Linked DNA regions of Mus musculus: all the other regions are linked to region 1. Evidence: chromatin contacts called from ENCODE POLR2A ChIA-PET data. All regions are on one chromosome and are shown on one strand. Each heading gives the region's core, a stretch centred on a gene start or an enhancer-like site at or near the end of the contact. The rest is flanking DNA. Distances are from core to core; before and after follow the strand shown. Region 1 holds the start of Ldlr (low density lipoprotein receptor). Region 2 holds the start of Angptl8 (angiopoietin-like 8). Region 3 holds the start of Smarca4 (SWI/SNF related, matrix associated, actin dependent regulator of chromatin, subfamily a, member 4). Region 4 holds the start of Kank2 (KN motif and ankyrin repeat domains 2).

Evidence for each region. ChIA-PET counts read pairs that join two places held with the same protein, here RNA polymerase II (POLR2A).
Region 2: POLR2A ChIA-PET joins it to region 1 with 13 read pairs in embryonic stem cell. The contact joins the promoter of Angptl8 here to the promoter of Ldlr in region 1. POLR2A ChIA-PET finds 5 or more read pairs at or near these places in 4 of 5 experiments (Patski and embryonic stem cell).
Region 3: POLR2A ChIA-PET joins it to region 1 with 24 read pairs in Patski. The contact joins the promoter of Smarca4 here to the promoter of Ldlr in region 1. POLR2A ChIA-PET finds 5 or more read pairs at or near these places in 3 of 5 experiments (Patski and embryonic stem cell).
Region 4: POLR2A ChIA-PET joins it to region 1 with 33 read pairs in embryonic stem cell. The contact joins the promoter of Kank2 here to the promoter of Ldlr in region 1. POLR2A ChIA-PET finds 5 or more read pairs at or near these places in 4 of 5 experiments (Patski and embryonic stem cell).

What each region holds. Positions count from the first base shown.
Region 1 is chr9:21,720,397-21,727,332 of GRCm38, reverse strand. Ldlr (low density lipoprotein receptor) reads right to left here and starts at 3,757. Exons shown (of 18, transcript NM_010700.3): 1 at 3,489-3,757. The coding sequence starts at 3,555. Gm26511 (a long non-coding RNA gene) reads left to right here and starts at 3,977. Exons shown (of 4, transcript XR_001779098.2): 1 at 3,977-5,492; 2 at 6,002-6,126.
Region 2 is chr9:21,833,133-21,840,068 of GRCm38, reverse strand. Angptl8 (angiopoietin-like 8) reads right to left here and starts at 4,559. Exons shown (of 4, transcript NM_001080940.1): 1 at 4,255-4,559; 2 at 3,992-4,153; 3 at 3,117-3,226; 4 at 2,722-3,009. The coding sequence starts at 4,551. The coding sequence ends at 2,982. It overlaps Dock6 (dedicator of cytokinesis 6), which reads left to right. Exons shown (of 50, transcript NM_177030.3): 10 at 117-197; 11 at 297-444; 12 at 589-716; 13 at 833-926; 14 at 1,156-1,318; 15 at 6,428-6,545; 16 at 6,635-6,705; 17 at 6,896-6,936.
Region 3 is chr9:21,613,448-21,620,383 of GRCm38, reverse strand. It overlaps Smarca4 (SWI/SNF related, matrix associated, actin dependent regulator of chromatin, subfamily a, member 4), which reads right to left and starts at 4,215. Exons shown (of 34, transcript NM_001174078.1): 1 at 3,984-4,215. It overlaps Mir1946b (microRNA 1946b), which reads left to right and starts at 6,808; the gene lies at 6,808-6,936.
Region 4 is chr9:21,795,843-21,802,778 of GRCm38, reverse strand. It overlaps Kank2 (KN motif and ankyrin repeat domains 2), which reads left to right and starts at 4,233. Exons shown (of 12, transcript NM_145611.4): 1 at 4,233-4,297; 2 at 6,585-6,699. The coding sequence starts at 6,663. Dock6 (dedicator of cytokinesis 6) reads left to right here. Exons shown (of 50, transcript NM_177030.3): 46 at 190-426; 47 at 911-1,054; 48 at 1,151-1,257; 49 at 1,447-1,608; 50 at 2,380-2,599. The coding sequence ends at 2,422.

The DNA.
Region 1 (6,936 bases), core at 2,508-5,007:
TTACATCTCTCGTAGGTCTTGGCCCCAGGTTACACTTTGAACAATTTAAACAGAGGCAGGAGACTGCAAACCTAGTCCCTTGGGCAGAGAGAATTACAAGCAAAGATATTGCCAGAAATGTTTTTGTTTTTTTTTTTTTTTGTTTTGTTTTGTTTCAAGACAGGGTTTCTCTGTGCAGTCCTGGCTGTCCTGGAACTCACTCTGTAGACCAGGCTGGCCTTGAACTCAGAAATCCGCCTGCCTCTGCCTCCCAAGTGCTGGGATTACAGGCATGCGCCACCACTGCCAGGCTCAGAATTGTTTTTAAATACAGTGATCTTTTCTAAAGGCTGTCATCCTGGGTCATCTCACCACCTGCCAAAACTACCCTTCTCCTGATAAAGATTTAATGGGACCAGGACTTAATGATAGCTGTCACCCTGAGCCCTTCAGCTGCCCATCAGAGGTATGTTTTTTGATGTGGGGAGGGGCCTTAATGGCTGGTTCTAAGTCAGGGCTGGCTCCTGTTGTTATGGGAACGAAGCCCAATTGGAGGTCAACCCTGGTGAACAAACATTTACACAAGTGTTTTCACAGTCACCCTGAACATCAGGGGCCTGATGACGGGCCTGGTCAGGATACGGTCACCCCAATCCCGGCATAGACTGTGCCCATTTTACTGTGCGTAACAGTATCGCCTAAGCAGGTTTGTTAGTAAATCCTCCACAGCATCCGTTTTCCTACTTCAAGGTTCTCCTGCACCAAGGTAGCTCAGGAGCAAAGGTGCTCGCTAGCCTCAAGCCTAAGATGAGCTCCATCTGGGAACAGCCAACTCCTGCCGTCTCCATGGGGTTGATCAACTCCACTCTTAGCAACCAAAGCTCATTTGCTCCACATGCCCAGAGGGTGCAGATGCTGCTGATATAATTAAAGCAGAGGGAGAGGAGCGCCAAAAGCCAAGCAACCGAAGAGGCCAGAGCCTTATCTGGAGCAATCGGGGAGATAAGAGCCCTGAGTGCTCAGAGCCAGGAGCACTGCCCGCCAGGTTTGTAAGCTCAGAGATGCTCAAGTGAGAGGTTCTCAGAGCTGAGGAGTCAGAAGCAGGGCTAGCCTGAGCTGTACGCTGAGAACCTACAGAAAAAAAAAAAAAACCAGAAAGAAAGGAAAACTATGAGAGAGAGAGAGAGACACTGGCACAGATGAATTGCCAGCCTGGACTACATAGAGAATTCCAATTGCAGGACAGCCTGGGCTTCAGAGGGAGATACCCCAAAAAGAAATGAAAAGAACAAGAGAAAAAAATCCAACCTTATCCAGTGTTTTACCAATTTTACTCAGCAAGAAATGCAACAGAGACAAATGAATGCGCCCATGGCATGCTAACAGTGCTTGCAAACCCGTACTCCTCCCGTGTTAGACAGACCTGTGGCTTATCTGACACCCCTCACACCGACTGCTGGCTCTGCGTTTGTGTGTGTGTAGCCAGAGGTCCGAGTTGAATGGCTTCCTCAGCCTTCCTCCTTCTCTCACTGAGCCCAGATCGCACCCTCAAGCCCTGGGACCCTCTGAGCGCCGTCATTTCAGGCTGCCCCACGTCACTAACTGAGCCACCGCCCCAGCCCCCAGATCTGCTCTTGAGCAACCCGAAGATAATGTGTGCATGTCGAATCTTTTCCTTCCTTCCTTCCTTTCTTTTTTTTTTTTTTTTTTGGTTTTTCTAAACAGGGTTTCTCTGTATAGCCCTGGCTGTCCTGGAACTCATTTTGTAGACCAGGCTCCAGGCTGGCCTCGAACTCAGAAATCTGCCTGCCTCTGCCTCCCAAGTGCTGGGATTAAAGGCATGCGCCACCACCACCCGACTAGTGCATGGCGAATCTTAAAACAGACAAATCGTCCAGTTAACACATGTAACCCTAACATAGAGCAAGCTGTAGTCACCGTCGTTGCTATGAGCATGAGAGTCTGGGGAGACCAGCACCGGGGCCCTTGGCCTTCCGGTGAGATGGGAAACCTCAGCTCTTGCTCAAGACTTTATAAAATGGTTTTCTTTCTTTCTTCTTGTTAAAGAAGGCAATGATGGGTGAAACGCAAGCTGAGCAGGGTATCTGGTCTAGCCTTGTCTACAATTATAACAGGATAGCTAAGTGTTTGTCTCAGTGTTCAACCTCTCCCCTCTCCCTCTCTCTTAGTCCAGGGTTCACTGTATAGCCCTGCCTGCCCTGGAAATCACAGGAATCCACCTGCCTCTGCCTTCCAGGTGCTGAGACTACAGGTGTGCCCCAGGATGCCCAGCTCAGCCAGGCTGTCTCAAGGAAGCATCCCCAGGGATTGTCCAGTTGACAGCTACTCACAGCTAACTGAAGGGCACTCCTGCCAAGCTCCTGTGGGGTCAGAACCGAAGCTGGTTCTGAGGAGGAAAAAGCAATTAAAATGTTCTTGGCCAGCCAGGCTGACTGCAAGAAAAGCAGTAACCCAGGCATTCATGGACCCTGGTTCTATCCATGGTGTCCCCAAATCCAGGCATGGTGGCACATGCCTGTCATCCCAACACTCCCGAGCTGAGGCAGGAGAATTAGGGGCTAGAGACTACACAGTGACTTATAGGCCAGCCTAGGCTACATGAGACCCTGTCTATAAAGTGAGGGAGAGGTGGAGCACTTTTCCCAGTGCTGCAAAGAAGTTGTTGGTGAGATTGTAACACCATCTCCCTTCCTGTCCAAATTCCAACGCCTCTCCTAAAACTAAAGTCCACTTTATGGATCTGTCCAATCCTACACGTTCAGAGAGTGGGAACGAACCAGGCCTGCAAAAGTCTTTGCCAGGTCCCTGGCCCTCCCTGCCTGATGGTCTCAGCTACGGGTGTCTGGGTTGCCTGAGGCACATCTGCACCAAACCAGGGAAGTAGGGACAAGGTAGGGACTGAAGGCTCACAAGGAGGACCCAGCCGGCCCGGATGTGTAGCCCCACCCCACCCGGGAGGGTCGTGCAAGCCACGCCCCTGAACATCATCCTCTTCCTCCATTGGGCGAGGGGAGTGGCTCGAGGCTCGCCTGTTCCGGCTGCACCCAATAGGAGCTCGGGGGTGCGGTGGGAGGTGGGGTTAGGGCGGAGTTTTGGGGCACGCGGCAGTAGCCGGGTTTGAGTGCAGTGTGGAGACCCCCAAGTCCTGTAACTACGACTAGCGACCCCAAAGTTGAACAGCTGGGCCTGGGTCTCCCCAGCCCTTAAAACGAATGATGGGACCCCTCCTCTTGGATTCCCTCACACATAGCTCTGAAAGACACCTCTGACTTGGGAGAGCACCCACCGGACTCCCCAAACCCACTCTGACCCCCTACAGCTCTGGCACCCTATTTCCAAAACACTTCCCTCCAGCCACGTGGGAAGGACATCACATCAAGTTCGCACGAATGGTTGTATTTCTCGACCAAAAATAAAACCACTCGGGGCTCTCCGAGTTCAGGACGGCTGCCCCTGACCCCGGGCAGGCTCCTGGCGCAAAGCCTTACCTGCAACTCCGGCAGCAGCCAGGAGCAGGGCGATGACCCAGCGACGCATCAGATCCGCGGTGCTCATCCTTAGCTTCTGCGTTGCGTCCTCACTCGGATCACAGACCCCGAAATGTTCCCGCTGCAAACACTGGATCGCGGGCCCCACGGTGTCTCGGCTGCGAATCTGGGCTCGCAAGCCTCACGGTGTCCCGGCTGCAAACTACGCCGCACGCCCAGAGTCATTCCCAGTACTAGGGGCGAGGTTTCCAGGCGGGGGAGGAGTCTGCAATGGGGTGATTTTCAAAAATCTTCACCTCACTGAGCGGGGAGGAGCTTGGAACGGCCGATGTGACATCGTCTCTTTTAACCCCTGAAGCTCCCGCAGCAGTGGGAAGTTCCTCAAATTCCTCCCACAGAATTTCACCGCTTCCCGGACACTTAGCCGCCCGCGTTGCTGTTTGAGTGTTCAAGGGACGACCCACGCCCTTCCACACCCTGGGTCGCCTTCTGACGCTTTCCTTTCCACCTCCAAAGCAAAACAGAAGTATGCGAAGCCCCCTCCCACCCCCGACCCCTACACTTCTTGCAGCAAGTTTGCTTTCCTGTCTAGGAATGGGCACATAGATTTCTGACCCAAGTACAGTTGCAGGTTTTATCTGGATCCGTCCATAAACACAAACACTCAGCGAGAAATGTATATAAAACGCGGCGGCGTGTGCGGGTGAGCGAGTTGGCTCAGTGGGTGAGGGTGCAAGCCTGAAGACCTGAGTTTGATCCCAGGGATCCACATACTGGAAGGAGAGAGAACCAGAACCAACTCCAGCAAATTGTCCTCTAACTTCCACACACACTCCCCTGTACTAATTAATTAATTAGAAAGAAGAAACATTACTTGGTTTGGGGGGTAGGACCCAGTAGTTAGAATAATTATAATTATTAATGGAAGAATTCCATAGCAAGATATGGTAACACTGAAACTAGGAAGAAGGCAGGCAGATCTCTGTGAGCAAAGTCCAAACTGGTCTGGACAGCAAGTTCCAGACTAGCCTGGGCTACACAGATTCTGTTTCCTCCTCCTCTTCTTTCCTTCTTTCTTTCTTTTCTTTCCTTTTCTTCTTTTGTTTTGTTTCTGTTTCTGTTTGTTTTGTTTTTCAAGACAAGGTTTCTCTGTGTAGCCCTGGTTGTCCTGGACTCTGTAGACCAGGCTGGCCTAGAACTCAGAGATCTGCCTGCCTCTAACTCCTGAGTGCTGGGATTAAATGTTGAGTGTTTACTACCACCCCACTACCACCTGTCAAGAGACCCTGTTTCAAAGCTAAAGTTGAAATTATTTTAAATAATTCATCTGAGAATCAATGGGTTCCTTCCTGTGTTGACAGAAATGTTGATTTTTGGTTTATTTCCTTAGGCACCTGCTGGTACCGCTTTATCCTGTTACAAGGAGTTGAACACACAGAAGGGCATCTCTTCCCTCGAAGCAAAACCAACCACATGTGGCCTTTTTCCCCTCTTGACACTGGATGGCTAAACCAGAAGGCTGTCTGCCATGGATAGAGAAGTTTTGATGAATCAAAGGCTTAGGGATTTTCTAAAAGGGACTCAGATTCTGTCCCTGCCTAGCTCCCTGCAGAACAAACCAGGGCTAGTGTGTTGGCTTAGTGCATGCAGCCAGGACTGACCTGATGTGAGTTCAAATCCGAGGACCCACATGAGAGGAGAGAACTCGTCCCTGTGACCTGCACATTCATATTGTGATGTGTCACAGGCAGTAATAAAAAAGTAAATAATACATAATGCAAAACAAACTACCAGAAGCTGAACCGTGAGACAGGAGAGAGAACGGGACACACTGCATTGGGTTGGTAGGGTACCTGGCTTCGTCCCCAGCATCACGTAAACCAAGCCTGTTGTCACAATCTGTGGTCTCAGCACTCCCCGAGGGAGGCAGGAGGACCATGAGGATAGCCTCAGCTACACAGATAGTAGAAGCCAGAAGACAGAAAGGTGTAAAAAGCTGCTTTTGTGAGTTGATTTCTCTCGGTTTTTGTTTGTTTGTTTGTTTGTTTGTTTTTGAGACAGGGTCTCTCTATTACATGGCTCTGGCTGTCCTGGAACCCACTATGTAGGCCAGGCTGGCCTCAAACTCAGAGAGATCCATCTGCCTGTCAAAGACATGTGCCACCGCCCGAACAGCTTGGTTCTTTTTCTCCCTTGAGTTTTGAGGCGCTTATGCGTGTGCTCACACGTATATGTAGGCCAGAGTTCAACGTCAGGTGTCCTCCTTGGTTGCCTCTCACCTAATTAAAACTCATGGTATTACTGAATTTTGTGTGTGTACACACATGCCCATGAGTGCTGGGGGTCAGCTAACAGCTTACAGAAGTCCGTTTTCTCCTGAGTGGGTCTCCGTCCCAGCCTGCCACACATGGCAGTTCACACATGGCAGCTCCCTGGCTTGGCAACAGGAGACTCACTATAAATAACCTGTAACTCCTGGGCTCAGTGATCCCCTTTCTCTGTCTCCTGAACAGCTGGGACTCCCCCTCCTCTGCCTTGCCCTCCCCACTGGGCCTCCTTAGAGTCACCAGGAAGGAATCTCTTCCCTGAAGTCAAGCTGTGTGCTGAGCTGGTCACAGTGGCCGGGGCCTTCCATGAGGTAGGTCTGGGTGCTGCTTCTCTGCAGCACTCTGCTCTGGCCAGCTTGTCCCTGGCCAGTTTGCCCAGATCCACACCTGCCTGTGATATCTCCAAGCCTCTGCCAGTCCCTGCGGTTGGGCAATGGCCTCAGGTCATGAGGAATTGAATCAGGCTGTACTGGGCAATAGCCTCTAGCCATAAAAAAATGGCTTAACCCAGCCTTGACTATTCACCAACAGAGATAATATACTAAGCCAGTTACTGAAAACACCCCACGCTGCTCCCAGTTGAAATAGCTGTAACTTCTTTTTGTTTGTTTGTTTTTGTTTTTCGAGACAGGGTTTCTCTGTATAGCCCTGGCTGTCCTGGAACTCACTCTGTAGATCAGGCTGGCCTCAAACTCAGAAATCTGCCTGCCTCTGCCTCCCAAGTGCTGGGATTAAAGGCATGCGCCACCATGCCCGGCAGCTGTAACTTCTTGATGGCTATGGTGTGTGTGTGTGTGTGTGTGTATGTGTGTACACTATGTATGTGGTGTATATGTATAGTGTGTGTATGTATTGTGTGTGTGTTTTATGGTATGTATGTGTGTGCATATGTGTATGGTATATGTGGTGTACATGAATGGTATATGTGTGTGTATATGTGCTGTATGTGTATGGTGTGTGTAGTGTATTTGTATGGTTTATGTGAGTGTGTGTGTTATGTATGTGTGTATGGTGTGTATTGTGTGGTCTGTATATGTGTATGTATGTATTGTGTGTGTATGTGTGTGTATATGTGTATGTATGTATGTATGTGTGTGTATGTGTGTATGTATGTGTATGGT
Region 2 (6,936 bases), core at 3,310-5,809, 110 kb before region 1:
GAGCAGGAGTCTTGGGTTCATGCTTAGTCTCGGATGAAGCACGTGTGGGCCGAGGAGGGTCCAGAAGACTGAGAGGGGTCTAAAGGAGTCCCTCTCTGGGCCCTTCTGCCCTGCAGCTGGAAAAGGTGCTGCAGCAGGGGGACATCAGTGAGTGCTGTGAACCCTACATGGTGATGAAGGAGGCAGACACAGCGAAGGTATGTGTGGGTGAGCCGGACAGGGTGGGAGCTCAGGACCTGGGGGTACCGCTCAAGTGAAGGCCACTGAGCAGGGGGGTCGGGCGCGTCTCCCCACAGAACAAAGAGAAGCTGGAGAAGCTGCGCCTGGCTGCCGAGCAGTTCTGCACCAGGCTGGGCCGCTACCGCATGCCCTTCGCCTGGACGGCTGTGCACTTGGCCAACATCGTGAGCAGGCCCCAGGACCGGGATTCCGACTCTGAGGGCGGTGAGGACACTGGCCGCATGCTGGCTCACCCCAGCATTCACCCATCCTGCCCGCCCGCCCCCGCCCCCGCCCCCGCCCCCCTTCAGACATCAGCACTCTGATCTCTAATTCCTGTTGTTCTGCTACCTTGCTGATGTCTCCTAGAACGCAGACCCACCTGGGCCGAACGCCGCCGTCGGGGGCCCCAGGATCGAGGCTATAGTGGGGATGATGCCTGCAGCTTCTCTAGCTTCCGCCCGGCCACGTTAACTGTCACCAACTTTTTCAAACAGGTGACCTTGGTATAGGACAAGGGGTTTGGGAGGAAAACAGATTTCTTTTCCTCCTGGGCCCCCATCTATCTTGGGAACTTTCAGCCCCCTTACCTTGGGGAATCTGTATCTGGCAGGAGGCAGAACGGCTCAGTGATGAAGACCTTTTCAAGTTTCTGGCCGACATGCGGCGACCATCATCCCTGCTGAGGCGATTGCGCCCTGTGACAGGTGTGTGGCACATCCTATAAAGAAAGCAGAGCTGTTGCTCACATAGCCATTCAGCAACCATGCTGAGGAAAATGGGTACCGAGGACCCAACCCTGGGGCATGGATGAGCAGTGGAAGGACCAGGGCAGCTAGTGGGCTTTCGTTCCTGCTGGGTGCAGCCCCCAGAGGCCATCAGGAGGCAGGCAGCTCGGAAGCTGAGGCAGGTGGAAACCAGGTCCTTTCTCCCCAGCTCAGCTCAAGCTTGACATCTCCCCGGCCCCCGAGAACCTGCACTTCTGCCTGTCCCCTGACTTACTTCATGTCAAGCCCTACCCTGACCCCAGGGGACGGCCCACCAAGGAGATCCTGGAGTTCCCTGCCCGCGAGGTCTACGCCCCCCATTCCTGTTACAGGTACAGCATTCTTCCTGTGTGTGCACAGGTGCACGTTTGTGCTTGTGCATTCTTGGGGGGGGGGGGATGCTAAGGGTACGTGAGTGCATGTCTAAGTGTTTGTGGAAGCCAGAGAGCCGCCTTGGGTGCTGCCCCTCAGCTGTTGTCCACCTGGCCTTAACCTTTTTGTCATAGTTCATTTTATTTGGGGGAGGGGTCCAACACACAGTCAGAGGATAACTTTTGATCACTTCTACTGTGTGGGCTTTGAGAATGGAACTCAGGTTTGCCAAGCTTGTGGTGACCTTTGCCCTCTGAATTACCTCAGGATCCCTACCTTTTTTCTTTTTTTTTTTTTCTTTTCTTTCTTCCTTTCTTTCTTTCTTTTCTTTTTTTTTCTCTTCAAGACAGGGTTTCTCTGTATAGCCCTGGCTGTCCTGGAATTCACTTTGTAGACCAGGCTGGCCTCGAACTCAGAAATCTGCCTGCCTCTGCCTCCCGAGTGCTGGGATTAAAGGCGTGCACCACCACACCCGGCTCCTACCTTTTTTCTTTAACATTTACTGTTACTATTATTATTTGTTGAGACAGGATCTCACCATGTAGCCCTGGCTGTCCTAGAACTTACTCTGTAGACCAGGCTGGCCTCAGACTCATTACCTATGCCTCCCAAGACCTGGGACTAAAGGTGTGCACTGCCATGCCTGGCTTTTATTATTTTTAATTATCTGTGTGTGGGTACATGTGCCTGTGTGTGGACCTGCACCTGTGTGTGAGTACGTGCACCTATGTGTGGGAACACACATGTGCTTGTGTTTGGGCACATGTGCCTGTGTGTGGGTACACTCACATGTGTGTTAGTACGTGCACCTGTGTGTGGGTAAACACACCTGTGTGTGAGTACAGACACCTGTGTAGGGTACATGCACCTGTGTGTGGGTACACACACCTGTGTAGGGTACATGCACCTGTGTGTGGGTACATATACCTGTGTGTGGGTACATGCACCTGTGTGTGAGTACACACACCTGTGTAGGGTGCATGCACCTGTGTGAGGTGTTGAGTAGACCAGAGGCTTTGGATCCTCAGGAGTTGGAGTTGCAGGTGGTTGTGAGCCACCTGATAGGAGAGATGGAAATCAAATATGGGTCCCTACAAGAGCACTGTGTGCGTCTAACTAGAGCCTTCTTCTACCAACTCCCAGTGTTTTTTATTCTCAGAGTCTGTCACAGCCTGGAACGTGCCAAGGCTGGCTAAGGACCCGCCTGGTCCTCCTCTCTGTACCTTTGCAGTGTTGAGATGCTACGTCCGTGGCTGTGGTTCTGTAATTGAAACCCAGGACTGTGCGTGCTGGGCAAGTGAGGTCCGATAAGCCCCCGCCCAGGATGCCCCATGCTTGCAGAAACAGATGTGGACACTGTTCATAGATTGCCTCTGTTCTCTTTTATTGTGGGGTGTGTGGGCATAAGGGGGCTCGTGTCTTTTTCCAGCCCTCCTCCACAGGGCTCTGTCTTCTGCCTTCCATCCCGCCTGCTTGCTTCTGTCTCCGCTCTGCCAGGAAGCGGGGTGCACTGGCCAGGTCCAGCTGATGGGCAGCCGGCTCTGTCAGCCCTGTTCATGGGCCTGGTGGAGCGCTTCAGTGTTCCTTGCAGCACAACTGGTCCTCGGTGGCATCCAGGTAGTCTCAGGCTGGGAGGGCTGCTGTGTGGAGTCTAGGGAGGGAGGTAGAGCCCCGTCAAGGCCAGTGCTTCGGGGAGGTGCCCTTCAGTGGACCTAGGCAACTTCCACTGCTACCCCAGAGTAATCCCACCAGGCTCACCTCTGCTGGATCTGTCGCAGCCACTGTTGCTGCTCTGCCATCTCCCGCTGCTGTCGCTGCACGTGGCCAGTGAGAGCCCATAAGAGGTGGCTCTGCTTATCAGCTCGAGCCTGTGGGGTAGTATATAAACCTTAGCTGGGAGATCTGGGTCACCTCCCATCTCCTGACCACTGCAAGTTTCTCTGTTACCATCCATGGGGCCCAGCAAATGTCCAAGACCCTCTGGCCTCAGTTTCCCTGTTTGTAAAGTATATCTAAAATGGGACTTGCTCTGTATAGTTTGTAGATGCACATCAAACAATATTGATTGGTTTCTTGATACATAGCACCAGGACTGCGTGGGTCCTGGGAATCCATCTCAGGTCATGGGCTTGGCAGCCTTTACCTGCTGAACTAACTACCTTGTTGGTCCCTTACTCATTCATTCATTTACATATTTTGAGACAGGGCTTCATGTACCCCAAGCTTAACCCGGATGTCTACCTAGCCAGAAATCACCTTGGACTCCACACACACACACACCCACACACACCCACACACACACACACACACACACACACACACACCTGCCTTTATTCCCAGTGCTAGGATTGTTCTTTCTCTTGTTCTCTTTGAGACAAGGTATCACCATGTAGTCAGCTGGCCTAACTTTGTAGCCAAGGCTGCCTTTAACCTTCTATTTCTCCTGCCCCTGCCTCTGGAGTTCTAGAACCACAGCTGTGCCTGCTTCTTGCCCTTACTTGCAAAGGTCACTTCCAGAAGGTCACTGAGGCTGGAACCCCATATACAACTGGAGGGTCCTCTAGCCCAGGATTCAGTGGTGGCCTCTTTCTGAGAAGCAGGCTATACCCCTCTCAGACCTGGGAGTCCCTTACCTTTAAGGTCTCAAATTCTTGGTGGGCTTGACCGAGCCAGGCGCCTCTCAGCTGCACTTGTAGTCTCCGTACAGTGTCCCGCAGAGCCTGCTGGGCCCGGGCCACTTCCCCCAGTGATCGGGCTGTGGCTTCAGCTCGAAGGTGTAAAGCGTCCTCTTCCACCTGCTCAAGGATGGTGTGTCATCAGGGTATGTTTCCTCTGTTCTGGGTTTACCATTTCCTCAGACTCTTACCTGCCACCAACACCCAGCTCCAGTGCTCACCTGAATCTCCGACAGGCTGGTGCGAAGCTCCTGTGTGGCATCCTGGCCCTGCCTGACTTCTGTCCCCAGGAATTCCAGTGCTCTGTCATAGAGGCCCAGGCTGTGCCCAGCTTCTGTCAGGCGAGCCTCTGTGGCTCTGTACACGCCATTGAGGGCCTGGCCTAGCTGCAGGGCCCCGTGAAAGAGCAGGGTCAGCTCTTCATATTGAGCTGGCTCTGGACCACCCAGAGGGGCCACTGGAGCGGGTCGCACTGCTGATGCTAAGGTCCACAGGAGGCAGAGAGCAAGCACAGCCATGGCTGACAGTTTCGTGGGTGTGGTTCCCGGGCCGCTGCGGCTGCCTTTTATTTCCATAGGCTGCCATTGACCCCCCTGGTCAATGGTTAACCGGCCATGGTTGCACAAGGGCCTGGCGGAGGCTCAGCCATTGCATCAGACTGATGGCTAAGCAGGCCATGCTGATATCACGCTGCTAGAACTCAGGGCCAGCTGTGTGTGGGGGTTGGAGGTAGTGGGCAAGCTCAGACCAGAGCTCTCAGCGCCAGTGTCTGTATGAGCATATCACTGCCTTGAGCCTCAGTTTCCCATCTAAGTGTAGAACGTGGCTCCCTTCACATCCAACACAGCAGGCCCAGTATTGCTGGGCCACCCAAAGGGCCATCCAGGGGCTCCAGCCTTGTCTCCTTCCTGCAGACAGCTAATGCAGGGGTCACTGGGTGTGGCCAATAGCTGTGGAGGAGGGGCGAAAAAGTGACATGACAGACATCCTCCTTCTGAGATCATGGAGCCTGACTCCCCGCATGGTTTATGATCTGTGCTAACTTCGATTTAACTTCCTAGAACACACAGGGCAAGTACTGCAACCCATTTTCTCTACCTAGGCGTCCCACAAGTAGTACTAAGCATTTGTTGAACATCCACTTTGCGCACTCAAAGGAACAGCCTTGCTTCCCTTGCAAATAGAACGTTACACTCTGAGGTTGCGGTAGGAGGAACATGAGTTCAAGGCCAGCCTGGGCTACAGAACTAGATCCTCTCTTATGGCAAGAAAACAAGAGCTGAGGTGATGCTCAGAGGTAGAAGGCTTTCGGGGCACTCAGCATTCCATCGCTAGCACCACAGAAAATGGCCGTGAAGTTAGTCATTCGCGATGAGCTTGACACCGAGAGTCACAGGACTCTGTCACAGAGACCCACTCACTGTTCTGTGTGGAGACTCGCTGTTACTGGTTGTTGGTACAGAGCTTCAGAGGCTGAGCTAGCAGGCCAGATGCCTCCATCACACAGCTTAAGGGGGCCTACAGGGTTGGGGCTTGTGCACTTACAGCTGGGGAGAAGAGGCAAGACCAGGTTCCGGTTCTCTTTGTATCTGAAAGACAGACCCTATAGATAACTCCAGGGAGCCAATAAGGTGGTAGTGTGGGCTGCGGGAGGCCAGTCTGCCACCTGGCTACTGGTGGGACCACCTTATGTTTTTAATTATTTATTTATTGTTGGGGGGCAGGGTTGAACAGAGATGTCCAAAGAGGCCAGAGGCATCAGGTCCCCCTGGAGCTGACTGAAGTGGGTGCTGTGAACTGAACTTGGATCCTCTCAAAGAGCAGTGCGTACCCTTAACTGCTGAGCCACTTCTCCAGACCTCTGGCCCTCGGGGGCTGGAGCCAGGGCTCAGGTGGTAGAGTACTTGCCTAGTGTGCACAAAGCCCTGGGTTCCACCCCCAGTACCTGATATGCCTGTCACCCCAGCACTCTGGAGGTGGAGACAGGAAGTTAAGACCTTAAAGTCCTTCTAGGCTAAATAGCAAACTCAGATCTGCCCTGAGCAAGATGAGACCCTGTCTCGGGTATTAGTTGTTTTGGTTTTGCTGAGAGAAGATTTCCCTATGTAGCTTTGGCTGACCTAGAACTTGCTATGTAGACCAGGATGACCTTGAATTAGAAAAACAAAACAAAAACAAAAACACCTCTGACTCTCAGCACCCATCTGTGCCTGGCCTTGTAGCTCCCTGAATCTAGCTAGATGTGTGCATACAGAGGTTCCACCCACTGTCTGTGTCACCTGGGGTCACAGCCCACCCTGTTTTCCATGCATGTGCTTCATGTCCATCTCTCCCATGACTGTGTGTCACCAGCCCTCTAAAGGGTCCTCCGTCCCTCCACCCCTCCTTTTCCAGGAACCTGCTCTTCGTGTACCCACACAGCCTCAATTTCAGCAGTCGCCAGGGCTCTGTGCGCAACCTGGCTGTGCGGATCCAGTACATGGCCGGTGAAGACCAGAGCCAGGCCTTGCCGGTCAGTGCAGTGACCTTGCCCTGGAGGGACGGGGGATGGAGCAGGGATAGGTTTTCCCCAGTGGGTCCCTCATGTCCCCACTCCCACAGGTCATCTTTGGGAAATCTAGCTGCAGCGAATTCACCCGAGAGGCCTTCACACCAGTGGTCTATCACAACAAGTATGCAGGGCTGGGGGCCGGAGACATGGGCTGAGGGGGTCGGGTGGCCGAGTGTAGGGAGAGTATATGCATGAAGCAGGAAGAGCAGAGGCTTAAGTTTCAGTATGCAGATGAGGTAAGTTGAGGCAGGGAGTCATCCCGTAAGATCCCTTCTTTAGCTGGCCCCCGGACCCTGGCCTTGTCTTACCAGGTCTCCTGAATTCTACGAGGAATTCAAGCTACGACTTCCTG
Region 3 (6,936 bases), core at 2,966-5,465, 110 kb after region 1:
AAACACCTCCTCCAACAAAGACACATATCTAATCCTTCCCAAAACCAGTTCTGCCAGGCTTTCAAATACATGAACCTATGAGGGCTATTCTCATTCAAACAACCATACCTATCATAAGTAAACTCTAGGTTGTTCCCAGCACCACAAAAAAGAATTAATAGAAATGAAACCAGAGGCCAGGCGTGGTGGCGCATGCCTTTAGTCCCAGCACTTGGGAGGCAGAAGCAGACGGATTTCTGAGTTCGAGGCCAGCCTGGTCTACAAAGTGAGTTCCAGGACAGCCAGGGCTATACTGAGAAACCCTGTCTCGAACCCTTCCCCCCCCCAAAAAAAAGAAAGAAATGAAACCAGAATATTAACTTTAACAAATATTATCCAAGGGCTAGCAAGATGGTTCAGCGGTTAAGAGCACTGACTGCTCTTCAGAAGGTCCCGAGTTCAAATCCCAGCAACCACATGGTGGCTCAGAACCATCCATAATAAGATATGATGCCCTCTTCTGGTGTGTCTGAAGACAGCTACAGTGTACTTACATATAATAATAAATAAATCTTTTTAAAAAAACAAAACAAAACAAATAATACCCATGCCAGGCATTGGTGGCTCACACCTTTGATCCCAGAACTCTAGAGGCAGAGGCAGGAAGATGGAGGCAGCCTGGGCTATACAGAGAAGTCTTATCTCAATCTCGAAAACAAAAAACAAAAAACAAAAAAACAAATGGTGTTTGCTACAGTTAGCAGATTTGCATGTCATTTCATTCAAGCCTATCACCAGGTACAGTGACATCCCAGTGGTCCCGGTTTCACAGGTGAGTGCCAGGACTCAGGGGCTGCATAAGAACTAGAGAACCCTGAAGAACTCGCACCCTTGACAGCAAGAAGGATCAGCAGGTAAAAGCATTTGCTGCCAATAATATGACCTGCAATTCAATCCCCAGGACTCATGTGGTATAAAACCCACTCCTAAAAGTTGTCCTCTGACCTCCATATATCACACACAATTAAACAAATACAAGGGGCTTGAGAGATGGGTCAGTGGTTAAGAGCACTGACTGCTCTTCCAGAGGTCCTGAGTTCAAATCCCAGCAACCACATGGTGGTTCACAACCATCTGTAATGGGATCCAATGTCCTCTTCTGGTGTGTCTGAAGACAGCTACAGTGTACTCACATAAAATACATAAATCTTTAAAAAAAAAAAAAAATACAATTTTTTAAGTTCAAAAAAAGAACTAACACTTTTCACACCCACTCACAAACAAACCACCAAACCAGGACCCCCAGACTTCACCAGTGACTTCATCACTTTCAAAGCAGTGACATCTGGGGCTAGAAGAGCAATGGCCTGGAAAGTTCAAAGCCAAGCAGCGGCAACAAATATTTATTGCTTTGGATCTTGTACCAATCCCCAAGTTCATCCCTCCCAAGGACCACCCCTCTCCTGTCCCATTATTGCCTGCTGGAGACAGACAGAGCAGCAGCTGTGATGACATCGCTCCACTCCCAGCTATGGGGCCAGGGGAGACACATCTTCCCTAATTTTGAATGAAGATTCCTCCTTCATGCAACCTTCTAGACATGCCCACCACTGCTCCCTTGGGCAACCACTCTGTCCCTTCACAAGATAGGGTATGAGGCTTAAACGGCAGGCCAAAGGGTTAGAGAGATGCATACATACATACATACATACATACAATACATGTCTACCATGCACAGTGCCATGGATTCCAAGCTTAACAACACCCAAAACAACAAACAACAACAAAAAACCCACATTAATAAAAAAATAGCAAAATCAAAACAATGCTTGCAGGATACTAGCTTGGTGGAAGGACACTTACTTCCCTAGCATGTACAGGATCAACTTTGATCAACACCTCAAAAATTCAACACACTTAAGACTTAGGGAAAGGAGAAATGACTCAACAGGTAACTTGCACTGAAAACTGACTACCTGAGTTCAATCTCGGGAAACCACATGAAGGAGGGGAGAAATGACCCCGGCAAAGTCTCTCTGACCTCCACACACAAATAAATAAGGAATTGTAATGCTTTAAACTGCTTGGCACTGGTGGCTCAGTGTGAATCCCAGGCAGAGGCAGGCAGCTCTGAGTTCAGCTAGAAGTCAGCCTGGTCTATAAAGCAAGTTCCAGGACAGCCAGGGCTGCACAGAGAGACCCTGTCTCAAAAAAACAAATAAACAGGGCATGGTGGCACACACCTTTAATCCCAGCACTCAGGAGGCAGAGGCAGGCAAATTTCTAAGTTCAAGGCCACCTTGGTCTACAGAGTGAGTTCCAGGACAGCTAGGGCTATACAGAGAAACCCTGTCTGGAAAAACAAAAAACAAACAAAACTGAATTAATTAAAAAAAAAAAAAAACAAGGGCAGGAGAGATGGCTCAGTGGTTAAGAGCACTGACTGCCTTTTAGAAGGTCCTGAGTTCAAATCCCAGCAACCACATGGTGGCTCACAATTATCCGAAATGAGAGTCTGAAGACAGCTACAGTGTACTTAGATATAATAATAAATAAATCTTAAAAAATAAAAAATAATAAATAAATAAAAATAAAACATAAGTGGCCTTAAGGGCTTTGCTAATGCAAGAGTTTAATCCCAGTACTCAGAGGGCAGAGGCGGCCAATCTGTGTGAATTTGAGGGCAGCCGGTAACAGAGTTCTAGGACAGCCAGGACTATACAGTGAGAACAGAAGGGGGCCAGGAGAATCAAAACAAACCCAAAACTTCTTAATGAATTAATACACATGCAGGCCAAGGAGAAACGTCCCCATATTTACTGCCCATTCCCCTACCAGACATGTAACACAAAGTAAAAGATTCAACTATCTGCTGGACCAGTCAAGAACAAAGAACAGGGCAGGAAGCCTGGCTGAACATCATCCCAGCACTTGGGAGGTGGAGGCAGCAAAGTGAGGATGAAGCCAGCCTGGTCTACATGAGGAGCTGGATGTCAGCCTAGGTTATAAGAGTCTGTCTTCAAAATCAGAATAATGATGATGTAGGAACGATTTGCCTAGTTCTTCCCAATCCTAACAGCGAAAGTAATTCCCTTGTACAAAGGAGGAAACCAAGAGGTTTGGCGAGATTAGCGATTTCGCCTAAGGCCACACAGCAAGCTGACAGCAGCCGGCGCTGGGCATCAAACTCAAAGGCTGTCTGTCAGTTCAAACAAAAACTTGTTTCTAGTTCCTGAGGAGTCACTGGAGGTAAAAGGGATCAAGTAGATGTCTTCGGACCCGCACAAAACACTTGCCTTCGGTGTTTTAAAATAAAAAACCCTATCTTAAAAACTGGGAAGGGCCAAGGGACTCAAAAGAAAAACAATGCCGCCGAGAGCAAACGTCCCCAGGCATCTTTCACTTTTTAGGCAAACATTTTGAAGCCATGGAAGAAATTCTTTATTTTTCCTTCAAAATCTGCAATAATGAAATTTATCAAAAAAAAAAATAATAAACATGAAGAAAGTAAGGTCTGGAGACCGAAGAGGGCTCATGACTGTGTCCAAGCTACACTGGGCATCAATAACTGAGGTAAAAATGTTGCTCCCGACGCCCGACCACAGGGCATTGGGATCCCACCCGTTACAAACGAGGCCAGAAAAGCCCACGACACCTAGCCACTGTTCAAAGTTGGGGTCCACAGAAATTAAAGTGGGGGATCTGGATCTCTGAAACGCCAAAGGGAAGAAGCTTTGTCCAAGACCCTACGAGAACGCGCGCGCGGCCTTCACGCGGCCCAGAGCCACCCGCCTCGCCGGCCACAGTCAGGAAGCCGCCGCGGTCTCGCTGCACTGCGGCCTGAGACGCGCGCGCAGGGCTTCTTGACCCTCAGGCGCCGCCGTACCGCGACCCCGCTTTGGTCGCCCAGCTGCCCCCTCCCCCTCCCGGCGCCTCCGCTTCATTCAAACCGTCTTGCCCAAGCCCCGGGAGCCTGGTTCCGCCCGGGAGCCTCCATTCCTTACCTGGAGGTAACGGCGCCGTAACCTTCCTGGCGCCGCCCCCAACCCTCCACGAGGGGTCGGGGACAGAGTGGGCGTCTCGCTTCTCCTCAGGAAACAAAGAAGCCGTCTCCGCCGCTGCCAAGCGAGTGGGAAAGCCTCGCGCGCGCGCCCGCTGGGCTTCGCCAGGCCACCCCCCCCCACCGCACGCGCCCGCCGCGCGCCCCCGCCTCCCTGTCTACCCGCTCCACTTGCCCTGCTTCCGCTGCCCGGCCGGCCTCGTGCGCGCGCCAGCCCACCCTTCCGCTCTCTGCGCGCATGCTCAGCCATTCGCTGTGCGCACGCGTACTAGTCCTTTGAGGGCGCGAGGAGGTGGGCGGGCCCAGAGGCTGCACAAGATCCTGGTGCACCGCCCCTGTGGGGGGCTCGGGGCGGCTCTGCGCAAGCGCACATCTACCTCCCAGGCACGAAACTGGGCCTCAAGCCGGGAGGCATGCGCAGTGGGGGTAGCACTGCGGCGACGCTTAAAGGTTGGGGGAGGGGGTGGGTGGTCCAGATGGGAGATAGTAAGGATGAAATTAAAGTCCTCAGGCTCGGAGCAGTTGGAGCACCCAGGGAGGAAAGAGAAGCGGAGAGATGGCCAAGCTATCCCAGGACCGGCAGAGCCCACGCGGTGCTAAGTGCAGGCCCGGGAAACGCTTTGATCCTGGTTCTGGCGCTGCCCTGCCTGCTCTGCAAGACTCTGCCCTGGCCACATTTCCTGCAGAACCTGCTGAGGCCCAGTAATTAGCTTTACAAATATTTATTGAGCTGCTATCGGCTACTTGCTGCCCTCTATTACAGTCTGTGGGGAGGCAACCGAATGAATAAGTAAAATACAGAGTGTGAGGTAGAAACAGCCATATTCACAATTTAACTTCTGATTTCCAAGAAAGCCATTAGCCTTGGAGCATAGAACTCTGTCCAAATCTGTAGATTCATGCCTCTGGTTGAGTTTTTAAAATATTTGGTAGTGTTCGGGAGGCAGAGGCAGGTGGATCTCTTGAGTTTGTTACCAAGGTGTTACTTGTTTTTGTTGTGTGTCTTTATGGTTTGTTTGTTTGTTTGTTTGTTTGTTTTTATTTTTTTGGTTTTTCGAGACAGGGTTTCTCTGTGTAGCCCTGGCTGTCCTGGAACTCACTCTGTAGACCAGACTGGCCTCGAACTCAAGAAATCCGCCTGCCTCTGCCTCCCGAGTGCTGGGATTAAAGGCGTGCGCCACCACGCCCGGCTGTCTTTAGTTTTTTAAGACGGGTTTTCTTTGTGTAGCCGTGGCTGTCCTGGCACTTGCTCTAGACTAAGCTGGCCTCGAACTCAGACATCTTCCTTCCTGAGTGCTGCATGCATGTACCAATCCAGCTTGGTCTTTTACATAGTGAGGTTCCAGGGCAGCCATGGATACAAAGTGAGACCTTCTCTAAGTAAACAAACAAAAGGGTGTTTTCTGCCACAAAGAACAAAAAAGAATGTTTCAGGCCATTAAATCACTGGCCTGCTACTGCCTCTTAAACGCTAGGGTTACAGACCCAAGATACCAAGACTGGCAAACTATCATGGTATTTTCGCTTGGTTGTTTTGTTTTGTTTTTGTTTTTCGAGGACAGAGTTTCTTTGTGTAGCTCTGGCTGACCTGGAACTGGATCCTGAGACCAGGGTGACCTCGAACTGACATCTACCTGCCTCTGCTTCCCCACCACCACCCCCCACCCCACCCCACCCCCAACACACACAGCTCAGTTCTGGTTTTCAGGTTTATTTTCAGCCGGAGTTTAGTGGCATTTGTCCTTAATCTCACCAAGCTGATCTTTGTTTGTGGCCAACTTTATCCACATAGTGAGTTCCAGGCCTGCCAAGGTTACATAATGAGATTTTCTCAAAAAAATAAATTTTCTCAAAAAAATAAATTTTGGTGACTGGATAGGTGGCTCAGCAGTTAAGAGCACTTGCCCTTGCAGAGGACCTCCATTCCGTTCCCAACACTTCTCGGGGGCCAGAACTGCTTCCAACTCAGGAGCTTCGCCTGAGTACTAGGAATACTAGAATATTCTCTCTCTCTCTCTCTCTCTCTCTCTCTCTCTCTCTCTCTCTCTCTCTCTCTCCCCTCTCTCTGTCTCCAGAGTGCCATAATTAAAGGCATGTGCTACCAGTACCAGCCATACTAGATTTTTAATTTTTTTAATATATTTTTAAATTGTTTTCTTTTTTTTTTTTCTTTTTTGAGACAGGGTTTCCCTGTGCAGTCCTGGCTGTCCTGGAACTCACTCTGTAGACCAAGCTGGCCTCAACTCGGAAAGCCACCTGCCTCTGCCTCCCAAGTGCTGGGATTAAAGGCACACGCCACCACTGCCCTGCTGTTTTTGTTTTTCAAGACAGGGTTTCTATGTGTAGCCCTTCAGTAGGCTGGCCTCAAATCTGTAGATTTGCTTGCTGTTGCCTACTGACTGCCTGGACTAAAGGTGTGCACCATCACGACCTGGCTAGATTTCTTTTTAAGTATCATCTATGGACTAGGAGGGTGAGAGTATAATTCTTGCTTGTAGTGTGTGACTGGCATGCATGAAACCCTGGGTTCCATCGCCAACACTGAGTAAACTAGACATACAGGCATAGAGACACGTGCCTGTGGTCTCAGAAATAGAAATGCAGAGGCATGAAGATCCATAGTGCAAAGTCATCCTCAGCTTCAGAGAGATTTTTTTTTTTTTTTGAGACAGGGTTTCTTTGTGTAGCCCTGGCTGTCCTGGAACTCACTCTGTAGAGCAGGCTGACCTCAAACTCAGAAATCTACCTGGGTCTGCCTCCGGAGTGCTGGGATTAAAGGCGTGCGCCACCACTGCCCAGCTTTCAGAGTGAATTTGAGGCTATCTGGCTATATGAGACTGCTTCACAGGGTAAGAAAAGGGGAAAGTGCCGGGCAGTGGTGGCACATGCTTTTAATC
Region 4 (6,936 bases), core at 2,984-5,483, 75 kb before region 1:
AATATTGGCGTTTGCATGGTGGGGGCAAGTCCGGTTTCTTGGGAGAGTCTGGTACATCCAGTTATAGGAAGAGCTGGGCCTTTCGATTCAAAGGGTTCAGGCCTGCAGGGACCAGGACCTCAGGCTGGAGCTGTGGTGTCAGGTGGACCCCGCACCACTCCCATCCTCTTACTCGGCCCCGTGTTCCAGGCGTACATACAGATAACCTATGTGGAGCCACATTTCGACACTTATGAGCTCAAGGATCGGGTGACCTACTTCGATCGGAACTATGGGCTGCGGGCCTTCCTCTTCTGCACACCCTTCACACCAGATGGACGTGCGCACGGAGAGTTGGCCGAACAGCACAAACGCAAGACGCTGCTGAGCACGGAGCATGCCTTTCCCTACATCAAGACACGCATCCGAGTGTGCCACCGTGAGGAGGTGGGACCCCAGACCCCTAGGGAGGGGAGGGAGATTCGGGGACTCAAGGTCCAGGGGGAGACTTTTCCAGGGAGGAAAAGGCAGAGGAACCCCACAAACAGTGCATTTCAGGGATGCTGGATTTGGGAAGAAAGAGATGGGGATATAGCAGATTGGGTTTGGGCAGTAGAAGGACCCAGGCTGTAGGCTCCAGATGCAAGCCTCTACCATCCAGCCTGGAGAAATGTGGATATCTCAACTGTAGAGTCCCTAGACCCGAGGGCAAACAGCAAGTGAAACAGACCAGAAACCCCAGCTGAGTCAAGACCCACCAGGGAGCACAGATCTCCAGCACTGATCATAGCCTGGGACCCTCCTGCCCCACAGAACATCACAGGCCCCAGCAGGTGTATCCAGACACGCAGACACATGTACTCATGATACATGTACTCATGTACACGCAGACACATGTACTCATGATACACACACCCCACTCACTCCACAGACAGTGCTGACACCAGTGGAGGTGGCCATTGAGGACATGCAGAAGAAGACCCGGGAGCTGGCCTTTGCCACCGAGCAGGACCCTCCAGATGCCAAGATGCTGCAGATGGTTCTCCAGGGTTCTGTGGGACCCACTGTGAACCAGGCATGGCTGGAGTTTCGGGGGGTGGGGGGCAGGATGCTGGCCACCGTGGGCCTCCAGTTGCTATCCAGGACCCTCATGAGTCTTCTCGCCCAGTAGGGTCCCTTGGAAGTGGCCCAGGTGTTTTTGTCAGAGATCCCAGAAGATCCCAAGCTCTTCCGACATCACAACAAACTCCGGCTCTGCTTCAAGGATTTCTGCAAAAAGTACAGTGGCTATTGTAACCCTGCCATCCTGACTCCATGCTGTTCCTGCCAGAACCCAACCTGACTCCCTGCTTAAATGCACAGACCCCATTGTGGGCCTGTGTATGATCACCCCAGACACATGCACATCCCTCTTGTTGCTCTCTCTCTTGAGTGCCACTCCCCAGTAGCCTCTTTCTAACCCCTCAGGTGCGAGGATGCACTGAGAAAGAACAAGGCCCTGATTGGCCCAGACCAGAAGGAGTACCACCGGGAGCTGGAGCGTCACTATAGCCGCCTGCGGGAGGCTCTGCAGCCTCTGCTTACCCAACGTCTGCCCCAGCTGCTGGCACCAAGTTCCACCAGCCTCAGGTGCCCACTGTGGAGGCTGTCACACATGCACATACATGTGTTCCGTGTGTGGTGTCCCCACTGGGTCATGAGACTTCATCTATCCTGGTTTTCTATTGCATTTGACTTAGTGGAGTGGGGCATGTCTGTGTCAATGCATGTGTGGGAAATCACAGGACAGATTGCAGCCATCAGTTCCCTTCCTTCCACTAAGTGGGTCCCAGGCTTTGAACTCAGGTCAGCAGGCTTGGTAGCAAGTACCTTGACCCACTGAACCATCTTGCTTACTCTCCCCCCCACTCCAATGATGGAAATTGATCCCTAGGGTTTACACTAGGTTAGTGTCCCACCACTGAGCCATGTCCCCAGCTTTCAGCCAGCCATCTGAGCCTCAGTTTCCACACCTGTGAAATAGACATGATTCTAACATGCTGTGAATCTTCTGGTCAGGGAAAGCAAAATGGCTAAGTGATTAAAGGTGCTTGCAGCCAAGCTTGAATACCTGGGTTTGAGTCCCCAGAAACCACAACCACATGGTAGAAGGGAAGATTCGGTTCTAGTAAGTTATCTTCTGATGTCTACACACACACACACACACAGAGAGAGAGAGAGAGAGAGAGAGAGAGAGAGCAAAAATAAATGTGATTTCTTTAAAAGAAAAAGATCAAATCGGGCTGGACAGAAGAAAGGCCACACAGATTCTTGGAAGGGTTTTCTGATGCTGGATGAAGCTGTTGGGGTGGACTGTGGAGCTGGGGTCCTGGGGCCTGCTAACCTGCCTTCTGCCCCCAGGAGCTCCATGAACAGATCAAGTTTCAGGAAGGCTGACCTCTGACAAGGCTAAGAGCCACACCCAGAAGACCAGCACCCACACCTCAGCTGCCTGTGCCTTTCTGGAGTTATAGCTGCCCCGAGTCGAAGTCCTAGGAGATGAGCCCCCTGTCTGTCTGCACTGATGGATTCTAAATTTTGTTTTTGTTTGTTTTTAATTTAAAGTGAGTTTTATATACAACCTGTGTGGTGTGCTGACAGTTGACATGGCCCCTGCCCTGGGGGCAGTGACGTTCATTCAGTGGGAGAAGAGAACACACTCACATTGTAACATGGCCATGGGAAAGAGTGTTTCCTGTGTGCGAGGTCACGTGTGTCCACCTGTGGTGAGGGTTTGCGTGTGCAAGCGTGTGATGTACGAGTATTCCTCAGTCTCTCCACTTTTTGTTTTGTGTTTACTTTGCTTCCCAGCCTGGCCTTGAACTCACAAAGACCCATCCACCTCAGCCTCAGCCTTTTCTACTAAGTGCTGGGATTAAATGGTTTATCATTTTTAATTGTATTTTTTTCTCCTCTTTCTCTCTTTCTGTCTGTCTGTATGTTTGTGGGTGCATGGGTGCCATGACACACATGTGGAGTCAGAGGACAGTTTGCAGAACTCAGTTCTCCCCTTCCACTGTATAGATCGCAGGCATTGAGCTTTCAGGCTTGCAGCAGGCACCTTCGTCTTGACATCTGACGAGCCTCCCCTTGGTCATCCACTTATTTTTTGAGACAGGTCTCATTGAACCTGGAGTTCATAGATGCAGCTAGGTTCACTGGCTGGTAAGCCCCAGCCATAGAGATCTGCCCAGCCCCCAGAATTCGGCTTACAGGTAAACTTGTGGGCCCAACTCTTATGTAGATGCTGGAGTTCGAACTCAGATCCTAGTTCACACCGGCAGGCAGTTTACCCACTGAGACATCCACCTGTCACGTGTGCTAAGCAGAGGCTTCCAGGAAGCTATATTTTTCCTCTTTCCTCCCCTTCCCTTCCTCTCTCTTTCTTTCTTTCTTCCTTTCTTTCTTTCCTGTTGTTTTGTCTTTAGTTTGTTTATTTTGAGACAGTCTCTCCTGGCTCAGAATTACTGGAGTAGAAGGTGACCTCTCTAGTACTTGATCGCCCTGGCTCCACATCTTTCATGTGCTGGGACTACAGGTGTGCAGTCCCGCTGTGAGAGTGGCTTCAGAAAGTCCAGTGCAAACAGAAGTTCATCTCTGGACTAGGGTGTAGTTTAGAGGCAGAGTGATTAGCATTCAGAGTCCTGGGGTCCATCCCCAACCTCACAAAATCAATAAACCACGCCCTGTGATTTGTGTCAGCCCAAGAGTAGTATGAAGGGAATTTTCTGAACACACTTAACAGATGGGTCATGTGATTGACCCCATTTTGCTGATGGGGAAACTGAGGCACAACTTCAATTTCAGGAGATTGGGGTGTGGGTGCTGCAATCTTAGAGTTTGGGTCGGCGGTCACGCCATGGTGCACCCGGCCTGCAGCTGGAAGACTTCCAGCTGCTGGCGGCCAACGGGGGAGGGGTGACCTCCAGTCGCCGCTACCGCACCCGCCCTCGAGCTGGGCTGCGGCCAGCTCCGCCCCCTGCAGCGTCCAGCTGCGAAGGGCGGGCACCAGGCTTGGAGAAGCGGGGACCCTGTCCGGAGGGCTGGTGGCCAGGAGCCGACTGAGACCCTAGGACGTGCTCAGGCCGCAGCGAGAGCGCGTGCACCCCCACGACCACCCTTCAACTTCGCCCCCAGGCCCCGCGGCCGAGGCGCCCGGGAGACTGGAGGGGCGTGGCTTTCTGGTGGGGGCGTGGCTACCGCGCTGGCTCCGCAAGCTTGCGGCGACTGAGGCGGAGCGGGCAGGACGCCTGGGACGGCGGAGGCTCGAGCGTGCCAGGCGAGTGGGACGGAGGGCTGATCGGGGTGGCGTGGGGTCCGGGCTACTCTAGGGGCACTATCAGGATTTCTAACCCACCTCCAACCCGAGGCTACAAGCTCGCACACTCTCTCTTAGCTGGTCCCTCTCAAGTCTTAACATCTGCGCCCAAACTTTGCAAACCGGAGCGTCTGGGTCCCCGCGCTCCTCTCCCCTCCCCAGCCCTGACCTGGGCCCTGCTTCCCTTGCCCCTAGCCCACCTCTATGCCTTTATCATTCCCTGCCTCTCTTCCTCTGCTCCGCCACTCTCGTCTAGCTCTGTCCCCTAACCTTCCCAGGTCCCCGCTCTCGCAGCTCCGGGTGGCCGGACCAGGCCCCTCAGCGGCGGGAAGGCATCCGGGCGTCCGGCCGGGCTGGGCCTGGCTGCTGGGCGGGTGTGGGGATCAGCAGATGTTTGCCATTAGACTGGGACCCCGCAGGCCCCGCCCCCTCCCCGCCCGGGGCGGGGTCCTCCTCACCCCCAACTTTAGGGGCGGAGGGAGCGCGGCAGGAAAACCCCCAGATCCCAGATTCACCCAGGCTGGTGGTGGGGGGGGGTGCACTCTGGGGAGACCCTGTGGCCCTTTCCTGGAAACTCCCACCTGTTGATTCTTCCAGCCTCCTTCCGCCTCTCTCATCCCGGGATCTTGTGGAGAGAGGGGCCTCCTCCGACTCCCGCCACGGAGTTACCAGCCTGAGGTTAGATAACGAGACCCGTAGACCTCCATCGCTCCATCTGGAGAGTAAGATGTATAGGGTCTAGGGGTGCTTTGGGCGAATCTGCCCCGTTTTAGGTTCAAGTCAGAGATCTGCCTGCCTCCGCCTCCCAAGTGCTGGGATTAAAGGCATGTGAGGCTACACTCAGCTTGCAAGATCTTTTTCCAAAAACATAAGCATGGCTGGGGATGGAGAACGTGGGCCTAGCATGTATGAAACCGGGGGTTCCACCCCAGAATGTATGGTGTGGTGTGGTGTAGCCAGCCACGCCAGCACTTATGAGGTGCAGGCTGGAGGATCAGGATTTCAGGGTCATCCCCAGCCACATAGTGAGTTTGAGGCCAGCCTGGGCTACAGGAAACTGCCTTAAATAACCAAACAAAACGGTGTGGTAATTATTCATTATTCATTCCACCTCAGTGCCCCTAGCCCAGGCTACCCCAATTCTGCTCCCTACTTCTGTGTCTCTCTTAAGTCCTCAGAAAATATTTTGGACTAACTTCCTGTCCTTGGAGGTTCTGAGGCTCCAGGCAGATGCAGAGCCAATTTTATCTACAACTGGTAACTGCATTTCAGGTGTTCATGCCAGCAAAGTGAGGGCAGAGACGTGAGGAGACACAAACTGGAGGGACAGAGCTATGGAGGGGAACTAAGCCAGAGGGAAGGACCATCCGAGGCCTGCCTTCATGCCCAGCAGGCGCCCCATCTGATCCACCCTCCCAGGCACCCACTGTCCCAACATCTACAGCCTAGAGTGGCCTGCTCTGGAGGGTGAGATGGGTGGAGGTGTCTGCAGCAAAGCAGCTGCAGGGCAGACAACAGAAAGGACTGACCTTGGCTAACCTCCAGGGTTGAAGTGGGCTTAGCAAGAAGTCTTGATTATCCCCACTCTGCAGCCTGTAGGCCCCCCTCTTTACTTCCATCTCTATGACTTTCCAGTCTTTCACCCCACTCTATCCCTACTGTATCCCCCCCCCCAACCCAGACACATCCTGAGGGGGCAGGAAGTTCTATGTAGCTGGGCAGTGAAACTGTTTATTTTTAGAGAAAATTGTTTCCATAAAGAGGAAGGCTTCTCAGAACTTGTATCCTCACCACTTTCCCGACCCTCCACAAGGGCCTGGACTGGCTCTCTGCTTTGAGGTCGCCGAGGGGTCCCACCTCCATGTTGTCCCTTACCCCCCTCTGCAACCCCACTGGAGTGTCCCTGTTAGCACCCTGGCCCTCCACCAGGCCTTACCCTGCTCTCCCTGTGCACTTTCTATGCTGGGCAAAGGGGAGGGGGCACAGGAAGGGTGGAGCCACCTGCCCTGGGGGCCATGTGCAGGCTGTGGGAACAGCTGGAGCCTGTCCAGGGCTGGACAGATGTGCACACAGTCAGGGAGGTTTGGTTTCTTTGTTCTAGGGCTTTCTACAGCCAGGCAAGGGTAGAAAGGAGTGTTCAAGTCTATGAGGGGTGCCTGACCTGGACAGAGTACTAGACCATCTGTGGAGGGTGGGTGGCCGCATCTCCTTCCTTCTCCCTGAAGATTGCCCTGCCAACCCTCTGCAGGTCAGCCTCAGCTGTCAGCAGGCTGTTGGGGAGACTCAGTTCCCTGAGTGACATCTGAGGAGCAACCACAGAGAGAGGATGGCCCAGGTCCTGCATGTGCCCGCCCCATTCCCAGGTCAGGGGCTGATCGGAGGGGAAGGGAGGGGGTTTGAATGGGGAGGATGCTCAGCCAGTCGGGGTGGGGGTGGGGAGAAGGCAGCCACATATGAGGGCCAGAGGTGGGGGAGCAGCTTTGACTCTGTGGCCTGACACACAGCTCTAACTGTGCCGGTCTGAGGCAGGGGACTGCCCTAATGTGAGGGTCTAAGGTGGGAGGACAGCCCTAATGTGAGGTCTGACTGAGGGAAGGACA